3 separate regions of the Homo sapiens genome follow, and all the other regions are linked to region 1. A link is an interaction called in ENCODE POLR2A ChIA-PET data of the cell type or tissue named here. Cell type or tissue: endothelial cell of umbilical vein. All regions are shown on one strand.

The links. ChIA-PET counts read pairs that join two places held together with the same protein. Peaks named below come from ENCODE experiments on the same cell type or tissue, not always from the same donor. Only the 100,000 strongest peaks of a DNase experiment are listed, where the experiment ranks them.
Region 2: POLR2A ChIA-PET joins it to region 1 with 5 read pairs; 3 of 35 experiments call an interaction of 5 or more read pairs at or near these places.
Region 3: POLR2A ChIA-PET joins it to region 1 with 9 read pairs; 4 of 35 experiments call an interaction of 5 or more read pairs at or near these places.

What each region holds. Positions count from the first base shown.
Region 1 is chr12:32,039,257-32,043,256 of GRCh38, reverse strand. No RefSeq gene overlaps it. Among named protein-coding and RNA genes, the nearest start is that of BICD1, 66 kb to the left of the region's middle. In endothelial cell of umbilical vein, no CTCF peak of the experiment used is centred here; no DNase peak of the experiment used is centred here.
Region 2 is chr12:31,787,666-31,791,665 of GRCh38, reverse strand. It overlaps H3-5 (H3.5 histone), which reads left to right. Exons shown (of 1, transcript NM_001013699.3): 1 at 1-481. Among named protein-coding and RNA genes, the nearest start is that of H3-5, 2.6 kb to the left of the region's middle. In endothelial cell of umbilical vein, no CTCF peak of the experiment used is centred here; a DNase peak (open chromatin) is centred at 1,865.
Region 3 is chr12:32,238,841-32,242,840 of GRCh38, reverse strand. The region is part of intron 2 of BICD1 (BICD cargo adaptor 1); the gene reads right to left. Among named protein-coding and RNA genes, the nearest start is that of BICD1-AS1, 130 kb to the right of the region's middle. In endothelial cell of umbilical vein, no CTCF peak of the experiment used is centred here; DNase peaks (open chromatin) are centred at 1,810 and 2,370; H3K27ac peaks cover 813 bases.

The DNA.
Region 1 (4,000 bases):
GCTGGGTGCAGTGGCTCATGCCTGTAATCCCAGCACTTTGGGAGGCCAAGGTGGGTGGATTACCTGAGATCAGGAGTTCACGACCAGCCTGGCCAACATGGTGAAACCCCATCTTTACTAAAAATACAAAAAATTGGCCAGGAGTGGTGGCTCACGCCTATAATCCCAGAATTTTGGGAGGTTGAGGTAGGTGGATCACCTGAGGTCAGAAGTTCAAGACCAGCCTGACCAACACGGTAAAACCCCATCTGTACTAAAAATACAAAATTAGCCAGGCGTGGTGGTGGGCACCTGTATTCCCTGTTACTCAGGAGGCTGAGGCAGGAGAATTGCTTGAACCCAGGAGGAGGAGGTTGCCACTGCACTCCAGCCTGGGTGACAGAGTGAGACTCTGTCTCAAAAAATAAAAATAAAAATAAAAATAATTAGTTGGGTGTGGTGGCCTGAGCTTGTAGTCCCAGCTACTCTGGAGGCTGAGGTAAGAGAATCGCTTGAGCCCAGGAGGCAGAGGTTGCAGTGAGCTGAGATTGCACCACTGCACTCCAGCCTGGGTGACAGGGCGAGACTCTGTCTCAAAAAAAAAAGAACAAAAATTAGCTGGGTGTGGTGGAGCACGTGTGTAGTCCAGCTACTCAGAAGGCTGAGGTGGGAGGATCACTGGAGCCTGGGAGGTCAAAGCTGCAGTAAGCCATGATCACGCCACTGCCCTCAAGCCTGGGTGACATAGTAAGACCCTGTCTTAAAAAACAAAACACGAAACAGGCTTGGTGCGGTGGCTCACGCCTGTAATCCCAGCGCTTTGGGAGGCCGAGGCAGTTGGATGGCTTCAGCTCAAGAGTTCAAGACCAACCTAGGAAACAAGGTGAAACTCTGTCTCTACAAAGAATTCAAAAATCTAGCCAGGCATGGTGGTACACTTCTGTAGTCCCAGCTACTCAGGAGGCTAAAGCTGGAGGATCGATTGAGCCAGGAGGTAGTGGCTGCAGTGAGCCACGATCATGCCACTGTGCTCCAGCCTGGGCAACAGAACAAGACACTGTCTCAAAACCAAAAAACAACAAACAACAACAAAAGGGGTGCAATAGGCCAGGTGCTGTGGCTCATACCTATAATCCTAGCACCATGGGAGGCCGAGGCAGGAGGAGCCCTTGAAGCCAGGAGTTCAAGGCCAGCCTGGACAACAAAGCAAGACCCTGTCTCTACCAAATAAACCAAAAGACAAAAAAACAAAATGAAACAAAACAAAAGGGGTGCAACACAGGACCACTGGTGGTGTCAAAGGAAAAATTGCACTGAACAACGTTGAAACTTTAGGCAAAGTTAAACTGCAGGAGGGGAGAGGGCCAGAACTAAGTATGAACTAAACTGCTCATCAGAAGGGATAGGTTTTGTTTGTTTGTTTGTTTGTTTGTTTGTTTTTGAGGCGGAGTCTCTCTCTGTCGCCCAGGTGGAGTGCAGTGGCGGGATCTCGGCTCAGTGCAACCTCTGCCTCCCGGGTTCAAGTGATTCTCCTGCCTCTGCCTCCAGAGTAGCTGGGACTACAGGTGCCCACCACCACGCCCAGCTAATTTTTTGTATTTTTAGTAGAGACGGGGTTTCACTGTGTTAGCCAGGTTGACGTCGATCTCCTGACCTCGTGATCTGCCTGCCTCTGCCTCCCAAAGTGCTGGGATTGCAGGCATGAGCCACCGCACCCGGCCCAGAAGGGATAGGTTTTAAAGGATTGGGTGAATTAGTACTGAAGGACATAAGGGAAGTCACAGGCCATTTGTGTTTGCCGTTGGCTTTTTATAATTTGATGTCTTTATGGGGTACGGAGTGATGTTGTAATATATGTAAACAATGTGAAATTATTAAATCAAGCTAATTAACATACCCATTACCTCAATACTCATCTTTTTTTTTTTTTATTTTTTTAGAGAGACAAGTTTTCACTCTGTTGCCCAGATTGGAGTGCAGTGGCACCATTATAGCTTACTGTAACTTTGAACTCCTGGGCTCAAGCCATCCTCCCACCTCAGCCTCCTGAGTAGCTAAGACTACAGGCACACACCATCACGTCTGTCTAATTTTTTTAATTTTCTATAGAGACAGGGTTTCACTATGTTGCCTAGGCTGGCCTTGAACTCCTGGCCTCAAGTGATCTGCCTGCCTTGGCATCCCAAAACTCTGGGATAACAGGTGTGAGCCACCATGCCCAGCCAATACTCATCATTTTTTTGGTAGGAAGAGCATTTGAAATGTATTCACTTAGCATTTTTGGAATATACAGTACATTATTATTAACTATAGTTCTCATACTGTGCAATAGATCTCAAAAAAATATTCCTCCTGTCTAACTGAAATGTTGTACCCATTGACCAACATTTCCCCATTTCCTCGCTCCCAGCCCCTGGTAACCACCATTTTATTCTCTACTTCTATGAGCTTGATTGTTTTAGATTCCACATACATGTGAGATCCTGCAGTATGTGTCCTTCCCTGCCTGGCTTTTTTTCATTTAGCATAGTTCTCCAGGTTCATCTATGTTGTCGCAAATGGCAGAAATTCCTTTTTTTGAAAGGCTAAATAAAATTCCATTGTGTATTTGCTAGTAGGCTTTCTCCAAAGGAATTATAGCCTCTGCTGTCCTCCATGGGAGATAGCACCAGAAGTGGGCATCTGCCACTGGAAGAGGGTCCTCACCAGAACTTGGCTGTGCTGGGACCCTGCTCTCAGACACGCAGCCTTCAGAACTGTGAGAAATAAATTCTAATTGTTCAAAAATCAACAAAAAGGAGAAATAAACGTATCCTAGCTTTGTGACAAGAGTTAGTTTTGTAACTTAGAGCACGATATCTTGAAACTTGGAGCAAGGCAATTTGGAGTCAGGCTCCTGCTGCCCTCCCACAGAAACAGAGATAAGGATGCTATGTCCTGCTGATTGCATTTCAAAGAAATAGTTCCCAGGTCTTGGAGAAAGACTTTCCTGGGTTGTAAAACTGACAAAGCTTTTTTAAAGATTATGCATCGACTAAAGGTAAAATGACCAAAAAAAAAAAAAAAATTGGCATCTCGAAGTATCAGAGAGAAAATTTACAAGTTTTCTAAAGCAAATGCTCTAAGAAGAGGGAGGTCAGGGGCCTCCCTCAGGAGGAAGCCCGCCTAAAGGGAAACATGAGCTTGTCTTGGTCTTGAATCTTCTACTGCACAAAAGCCCCTATCTGTTATTCACCATATTAATTATTTGGTGATCAAGAAGCAATGTTTTAAACATTTCACAACTGACCAGATGTTTTGTTTTATAAGAATTATATTTAGGTACCTTACCATGCTTTAGTTAACCTTTTAAGAAATTGATTGAGGGTTTGGGGTTGACATAGTATAATTTTTCTGTTTAAAATAAAATAAATAGGCTGAAGGTTAGCATTTTCATGCAGAACAACCAATTTTCAGTAATAGATTACTGATGTTAAGCAGGAGAGGACTACATTTCTAAATTGTTTAATTTTTTTAAATGACAGACCCAAACTTCTTTTCAAAGAACAGCCTCTCTGACAGGTTGATTCAGTGCAGGCGCACTGCATTCTGAATCCTAGGGCAAGGCCATGTTTAATGAGCTTTCTCTCTGCATCCCCCACTTCTATTCCCACCCACTAAGACCCAGGGCTGACTGGCCATCAACTCAAAGACTAACAGCGGGACGATCTCACTGGCGGGACGATCTCACTGGCGGGTTGCCTAGGAGGCTTGGGAGTGAATAACAGGCATCTGGTTCTAAGATCCACAGCGCAGATTTAAGGAAAAAACAGCTGTTAGCCATACTCCCTCTACCCCAAAACAGTTTTTAAAAATTGCTGTTGGAAGCCAAGAATGATAAGCAAACAAAACAATAGAATAGAAAATAACAAGGCTGGGCGCAGCGGCTCATGCCTGAAACCCCAACACTTTGGGGGCCAAGGTGGGAGGATTGTTTGAGCCCAGGGGGTTGAAACCGGCCTGGGCAACATACTGAGATGCT
Region 2 (4,000 bases), 250 kb after region 1:
CATTTGTACTTAAGTCATTCCATCTTTCACTCAGGATGAATGCGAAAAGTGACTGTTTACAGACCTCAGTGATGTCAGCACTGTTGCTCAGGAGTGACAAGTTGTTAATATGCAAAACGGATGCGTGATATTTCTTGCTTCTCATGATGCATGTTTCTGTATGTTAATGACTTGTTGGGTAGCTATTAAGGTACTAGAATTGATAAATGTGTACAACAGGGTCCTTTTGCAATAAAACTGGTTATGACTTGATCCAAGTGTTTAACAATTGGGGCTGTTAAGTCTGACCATACATCACTGTGATAGAATGTAGGCTTTTTCAAGGGTGAAGATACAAACCTTAACCACAGTGTAACTTATAGTTTCCTTTAAAAAAAAAAAATTAAACCTGGCAGCTATAGAATACAATATGTGCATTTATAATAGCTATTTTATATATTGTAGTGTCAACATTTTCAAATTAAATGTTTTACATTCACAAGTGGTGGGGAGTCTTGTCATTAAGGTGTGTGTAATTTAGAGTCCAGTTGGTTTTCTTCTGACTGCACTTGTTCTCATAGTAGTAAAATGCTATGTGCATTTATACCTTGCATAAATCCTCATTCTACCACATGTTAACTAACCCTCTAGCTGATAATGGAAACACTAACTGGGGGATTTTATTTATAAGGGCTCTAGAAAAAAATATGAGTTATTCACACCAGCATCATCTGTTAACTAATATTCTGAACTAGTGCAGCTTTTCATTGTGTTGTGTGGTTGGTCTCATAACTAGGTTGAGTTTTCTCCTCTGCTAAGAGGAAACAGTACTGAAGTTCTTTTTCTTGTGGCATTTGTATTATAAAAACTTGGTGTAGGGGAGGAGCACAAAGCTCTAGCCCACTGAACCTCTGCCGGTTAAGATGGTGTTAGGTTAGGTTACATCTGGTTACTGTCCTGGGAAAATCATTTTTATAGAGATGGCCTTCCAAGTGGTTTTAAAATTTATCTTATTGAAGTTTTTAGGTCAATTATGTATGTTGACTAAATTTACAAATAAACTTGTTTATCCAAAAAAAAAAAAAGAGAGGAAAAGAATCAGAAATATTGGAGAGTAGAAATGCAACAGAAGAGAACTATAAAGTTTATGTTGGGGGAAAACAATTAGTTTGTCTCAAGTGTAGTATTTACGCAAAGGAGAAAACTTTAGGGATGTAGGGCCCACATTGTAAAGAGCTTGGAATTAGGATTTAAGGAATTTTATACTCTATCCTGCAAAATTCACAGACAAATTTGAGAACTGACTAGCATTTTAACTTGCAAAAAAAGACAAGTTAGTACAGAACTAGCACATCTAATTTTTAAAAAAGTATTTGAACTATAACATGGTGAAATCCCGTCTCTATTAAAAATACAAAAATTAGCTGGATGTGGTGGTGGGCGCCTGTAATCCCAGCTACTGTCAAGGCTGAGGCAGGAGAATTGCCTGAACCCAGGAAGTGGAGGTTGCAGTGAGCCGAAATCGCACCATTGCACTCCAGCCTGGGTGTCAAGAGCAAGACTGTCTAAAAAAAAAAAAAATCACAAAGTCAGGAGATAGCTCAGATTGTTATATATTAGTCAACAATTCTGATTGGATAACTTTGGGGTCAGTCTTGATAAAAAGAAAAACAGTATGTTTCTGTCTTTTGCATAAAAAATAACTTCACGGCTTATCTTGGAATTCAAAGCTTTTGAAATATTTCTGGTTTTCGTGGCTTATCTTAGAGTGCAAAGCTTTTAGGAATGTCAGCCTTTTCCAGACTATGGTACAGGATGGGCTTGATTAGTCGATATAGTGGGCATGATATTCGTTTTACAGACTAGAGTTCACACTAAATGGCCATAGGCTCCCATAGGGCCACCAGGTAGAGTTGTGCAGATTGTATAGGCTGTGCACTGCACAACTTTTTATGTTATGTGCACAGTGCCCTCTGGAGTTATAAAATGCAAAGTCGGCTGGACGTGGTGGCTCTCGCCTGCAATCCCAGCACTTTGGGAGGCCGAGGCAGGCAGATCACAAGGTCAGGAGTTCGAGACCAGCCTGGCCAACATGGTGAAACCCCATCTCTACTAAAATACAAAAATTAGCTGGGCGTGGTGGCATGCGCCTGTCATCCCAGCTACTCAGGAGGCTGAGGCAGGAGAATCGTTTGAACCCAGGAGGTGGAGGTTGCAGTGAGCCGAGATCGTGCCATTGCACTCCAGCCTGGGAGACAGAGCAAGACTCTGTCTCAGAAAAAAAAAAAAAAAAAAAAGCAAAGTCTACTCAGCCATACCTGGAAGCCTAGACGCCAGGCAGGTAACACAAATCAGTGAAACCTGGGGCCCTTTGAAAGGATTCCAGCAAATTTAAAAATAATGGTCAGAGCACTGTGGAGTTGTAGAAAAACAAATTTGCAGACTATGTTCAGCCTTGGAGCTCAAGTTTGGGACCTCTGCCATATAAGGTAGAGGCAGTCAATATTTTTGTCAAGGTAATGATGCAAAGAGATATGTAAAATAGATTACCATAGAGAAAAGAGGCTACAAAGAAATAAAAAAGTCAGAAAAGTACTTCAATAATCTGGGCTGAGGAAACAGGGGCCTGGCCGGGCCAGAACTATGTGGATAGACATAGAAAGAAAAGAATTAGTAGAATTTAGTGATCAGATTCAGGTTTGATTCTGAACCAAATCAATTCAGACTTGATTTCTCATAAGACAAAAAAAAAAAAAAAAGAAAGGGAGACCAGAGTAATGCAAGGTTTTGAACTTGGGTCCTTAGGAAAATACCTGGAAGAAAAATATTTACCTTGGAAATAATTTCAGATTAAAAAATAATCTTTTGACCGGGTGTGGTGGCTCACGCCTGTAATCCCGGCACTTTGGGAGGCCGAGGCAGGCAGATCATGAGGTCAGGAGATGGAGACCATCCTGGCTAACATGGTGAAACCCCGTCTCTACCAAAAACACAAAAAATCAGCTGGGCGTGGTGGCGGATGCCTGTAGTCCCAGCTACTCGGGAGGCCAAGGCAGTAGAATGGTGTGAACTCATGAGGCGGAGCTTGTAGTGAGCCAAGATCGCACCACTGCACTCCAGCCTGGTCAACAGAGTGAGACTCAGTCTCAAAAAAAAAAAAAAAAAAAAAAAACTTTTAGGATAGGATAGTAAAAATCATGTTTTGAAAGCTTATGTAATGCTGGCCGGGCACGGTGGCTCACGCATGTTGGGAGGCTGAGGCAGGCGGATCACTTGAGGTCAGGAGTTCGAGACCAACCTGGCCAACATGGCGAAACCTTATCTCTACTAAAAATACAAAAATTAGCCAGGCTTGGTAGTGGGCGCCTGTAATCCTAGCTACTGGGGAGGCTGAGGCAGGAGAATCACTTGAACCTGGGAGGCAGAGGCTGCAGTGAGCAGAGATCGAGCCACTACACTCCAGCCTGGGCAATAAAGTGAGACACCATCTTAAAAAAAAAGAAAAAAGCGCTGGGAGCAGTGGCTCACCTCTGTAATCCCAGCACTTTGGGAGGCCGAGGTGGGCGGATCATGAGGTCAGGAGATCGGGACCATCCTGGCTAACACAGTGAAATCCCATCTCTACTAAAAATACAAAAAATTAGCCGGATGTGGTGGCGGGCACCTGTAGTCCCAGCTACTCGGGAGGCTGAGGCGGGAGAATGGCGTGAACCCAGGCGGCGGAGCTTGCAGTGAGCCGAGATTGTGCCACTGCACTCCAGACTGGGTGACAGAGTGAGACTCTGTCTCAAAAAAAAAAAAAGAAAAGAAAAAAGCTTATGTAATGCTATGGCACTGCTCATAATAAAAAAAATGTGAGAAAAAAGCAGACAAGAGGAAGACAAAAATTGGAAAAAAAACTATGCAAAAACATTAACAAAATGTTATCCTCAGCAATGTGATTGTAAGTTATAAAAATTTTCTTCCTTGTACTATGTTTCCAAACTTTCTACAATGAATGTTATATTTAAAAATAGAAAAA
Region 3 (4,000 bases), 200 kb before region 1:
GCAAATAAGAAAATGAATGCATTTGCAAAATCTGTGCATACTTAAAGGGCACTCTAAGGAATCTCATAAGAAACGATCAGTAGATTTAAAAACAGGAACACTAAACCTTTAGGGTGTCAAAGTAAAATAAAATCAAAAGGAAAATAAACCAGTGGAAAGGATTTCCACTTACAGAAAAGGATTAAGCTCTAAAAACAAAATCCAAAGCTTCTAACTTCAATTATTTGCAAAGTTTTAGGTAATAAACTTGTAAGAAATTATATTAAATTGTACTTAATACAATTTTTCTTTTGTGAATTTTTTTTTTTTCTTTTAAGACAGAGTCTCGCTCTGTCGGCCAGGCTAAAGTGCAGTGGCACGATCTCAGCTCACTGCAACGTCCGCCTCCTGGGGTCAGGCAATTCTCCTGCCTTGGCCTCCCTAGTAGCTGGGACTACAGGTGCCTGCCACCATGCCCAGCTAATTTGTTTTGTATTTTAGTAGAGACTGGTTTCACAATGTTGACCAGGCTGGTCTCGAACTCCTGACCTCAAGCGATCCACCTGCCTTGGCCTCCCAAAGTGCTGGGATTACAGACATGAGCCACTGCATATGGCCTTTTTTTTTTTTTTTTTTTTTTTTTTTTGAGACAGGGTCTCACTCTGTATCCTAGGCTGGAGCGCAGTGATGGAATCATGGCTCATTGCAGCCTTGACCTCCCTGGGCTCAGGTGATCATCCCACTTCAGCCTCCCGAGTAGCTGAGACTAAAGGTGCACACCATCATGCCCAGCTAATTTTTGTTTTTTTGTTTGTTTGTTTGTTTGTTTTGGAGAGACAGGGTCTTACCATGTTGCCCAGGCTGGTCTTGAACTCCTGAGCTCAAGTGATCCACCTGCCTCATCCTTCCAAAGTGGTAGGATTACAGGTGTGTCTTACCATGTCCCGTCTTGTGCATCTTCTTTATCCAACATGAAATGCTATGCTGTTAGCCTTCAATAAAATTTCCTGGAAATCTAGTTTAAAAAAAAATTCAGGTGCCTAGGTCCTATCTGGCCAAGAATAAGGGGAAATAGACTGTTTTTAGTCTGTGATTTGATGGGATACACTGGGGAAAGTCTGTCTCCAAAAGCAGTTAGAGCAGAGCACTAACTCTAGTTATACTTCATAAAAATTCTTGTTGAATTCAACCTTCATAGCTCTGACCTCTACTCAATTTCAGACAGGAGTACAATTCACAGATTGCTAATGGAGAACAGATCAATTTCAAGGCCATCTAGGACATGCATAACCATACACAGAGAAGAACCTGGCTTTAAGTTTTTAATTAATAATACTTCCCTTAGGCTGGAGAGCCAAGTAGTATCTGCCTCCATGTTTCCCAGAGGGCACTAATCAGACTGTGTACTTGGAGGATATCCAGCAGGTGTTTTCTGCTCTGATTCAGGCCACTATCCTGAAAGGTGCAGTCCATGGGGAGAGAACTGCATTCTAGTATTAGAATAAATTGTAACTTCATTTTATTCCCCTGAACAGTCTAATAAAGGTAGGCATGCCCTTATACATGCAGCTATTCCCAGCAGTGTTTGCAAAGCGTTTGCACAGAGTAGGTGCTTAATGGAATGGTAATTTCTGAAGGAAACATTTTGCAGCCAATTAAAATACAGCACAGAGTTTCCATTTCTCTTTGCCGCTGTCTGGAAAATTGTAGATACATATGACTTTCTGCACGTACACATCGAAAGCATTTGCCAACTCAATGGTGTTTCTCTCAATCTGAAGCTTAATGGTGGATTTGCCCATCACAATAAGAGGGTAATAATACTGTCTGACCTTGGAGTGACTCACTGCCCTCCTCTGCTGACTGGCCCCAGGCAGGAAGGGTAATGCAAAATAAATGAATGGGTGAGTACATCGCAATGAGGTGAACATCATCAACTCTACTCTTCTGAATCCTATTAATTTTAAATATATCTTCTCTCTTTGTTCTAATAGCAAGTGCCCCAAATAGAATGAGATATAATAAAGAATTCATTTGTAGCCAAAGTTACATATTTATTATCTTTTACTCTTCTTTCTTATTTTCTTTCTTCCTTACTGGTGTAGAACATGCATTTTTAAGGGGTGGGGAGTGGTATCACCTCTGTGGCTGAGTATTGGTCCCCAAAGATATCCAGTTCCTAATCCTGGGAACCTGTGACTCTTACCTTATATGGTAACACAAGCTTTGCAGATACGATTAAATTAAGGATTTTGAGATGCAGAGATTATCCGGAATTAGCAAGGTAGACCCTAAGTGTAATCACACTGTCCTCATGAGAGGCAGGCAGAGGGAGACTTGACAGAAGAAAAAGGCAACGTGACATTGAAACAAGATGCTACACGGCTGCTGGCTTTGAAAGATGGAGGAAGCAGACATGAGTCAGTGAACACACAGAATGCAAGTCTGGAAGCCAGAAAAAGATGGAAGCTGGAAGAGGAAATGTACGCTTCCCCAGAGCCTTCCTGGGGGTATGGCCCTACACCTTGACATTACCCCCAGTGAACTGCATTTCCGGCCTCTAGAACTACAAGGGAATAAGTTCGTGCTGTTTTCAGCCATAAAATTCATAGTACTTTGGTATAGCAGCCATAAAAAATTAATATGGCCCCCAAAGGGGTGAAAATTGGTCCTTGGGGAATCAAATAATGCTTAGGTTATTACAGTGGTTTGTAGTCTTTCCAAGATTAAACTCTAACTGACAAAATCTTACTCTTCAGTACAGGCATATCTTGGAGATATTACAGGTTTGGTTTCAGACCACTGCAATAAAGCAAATATCTCAAAAAAGTGAGTCACATGAAATTTTTATTTTCTAGTGCATACAAAAGTTATGTTTACACTATACTGTAGTCTCTTAAGTGTTCAATACCATATCTAAAAAATACATACCTTAATTAAAAAATGCTTGAGTGGGCCAGGCATGGTGGCTCATGCCTGTAATCCCAGCACTTTGGGAGGATGAGGCGGGCAGATCACTTGAGGTTGGGAGTTTGAGACCAGCCTGACCAACATGGTGAAACCCCATCTCTACTAAAAATACAAAATTAGCCGGGTGTGGTGGTGCATGCCTGTAATCCCAGCTGCTTGGGAGGCTGAGGCAGGAGAATCACTTGAACCCAGGAGGTAGAGGTTGCAGTGAGCTGAGATCATGCCAGCTCTTGTTGCACTCCAGGCTGGGCAACAAGAGCAAAACTCCAACTCAAAAAACAAAACCAAAAACACTTGAGTGTTAAAAAACGCTAACGATCGTGAGCCGAGATCGCACCACTGCACTCCACTGCACTGGAGTGCAATGGTGCGCTCTCGGCTCACTGCAACCTCTGCCTCCTGGGTTCAAGTGATTCTCCTGCCTCAGCCTCTCGAGTAGCTGGGATTACAAACATGCGCCACCACGCCCGGCTCATTTTGTATTTTTAGTAGAGACAGGGTTTCTCCATGTTGATCAGGCTGGTCTCAAACTCCTGACCTCAGATGATCCGCCTGCCTCGGCCTCCCAAAGTGCTGGGATTACAGGCGTAAGCCACAGCGCCCGGCCAACAATTTCCTTTCTTTTCTTTTTTTTTTTTTTTTTTTGAGACGGAGTCTGACTCTGTCACCCAGGCTACAGTGCAGTGGTGCAATCTTGACTCACTGCAACCTCCGCCTGCCAGGTTCACGCCATTCTCCTGCCTCAGCCTCCCAAGTAGCTGGGACTACAGGCACCTGCCACCACGCCCAGCTAATTTTTTTGTATTTTTAGTAGAGACGGGGTTTCGCCATGTTAGCCAGCACGGTCTTGATCTCCTGACCTCATGATCCACCTGCCTCGGCCTCCCAAAGTGCTGGGATTACAGGCGTGAGCCACTGCGCCCAGCCTTTTTTTTTTTTTTTTTTTTGAGACAGAGTTTTGCTCTTGTTGCCCAAGCTGGAGTGCAATGGCGCGATCTCGGCTCACTGCAACCTCCACCTCCCGGGTTCAATCGATTCTCCTGCCTCAGCC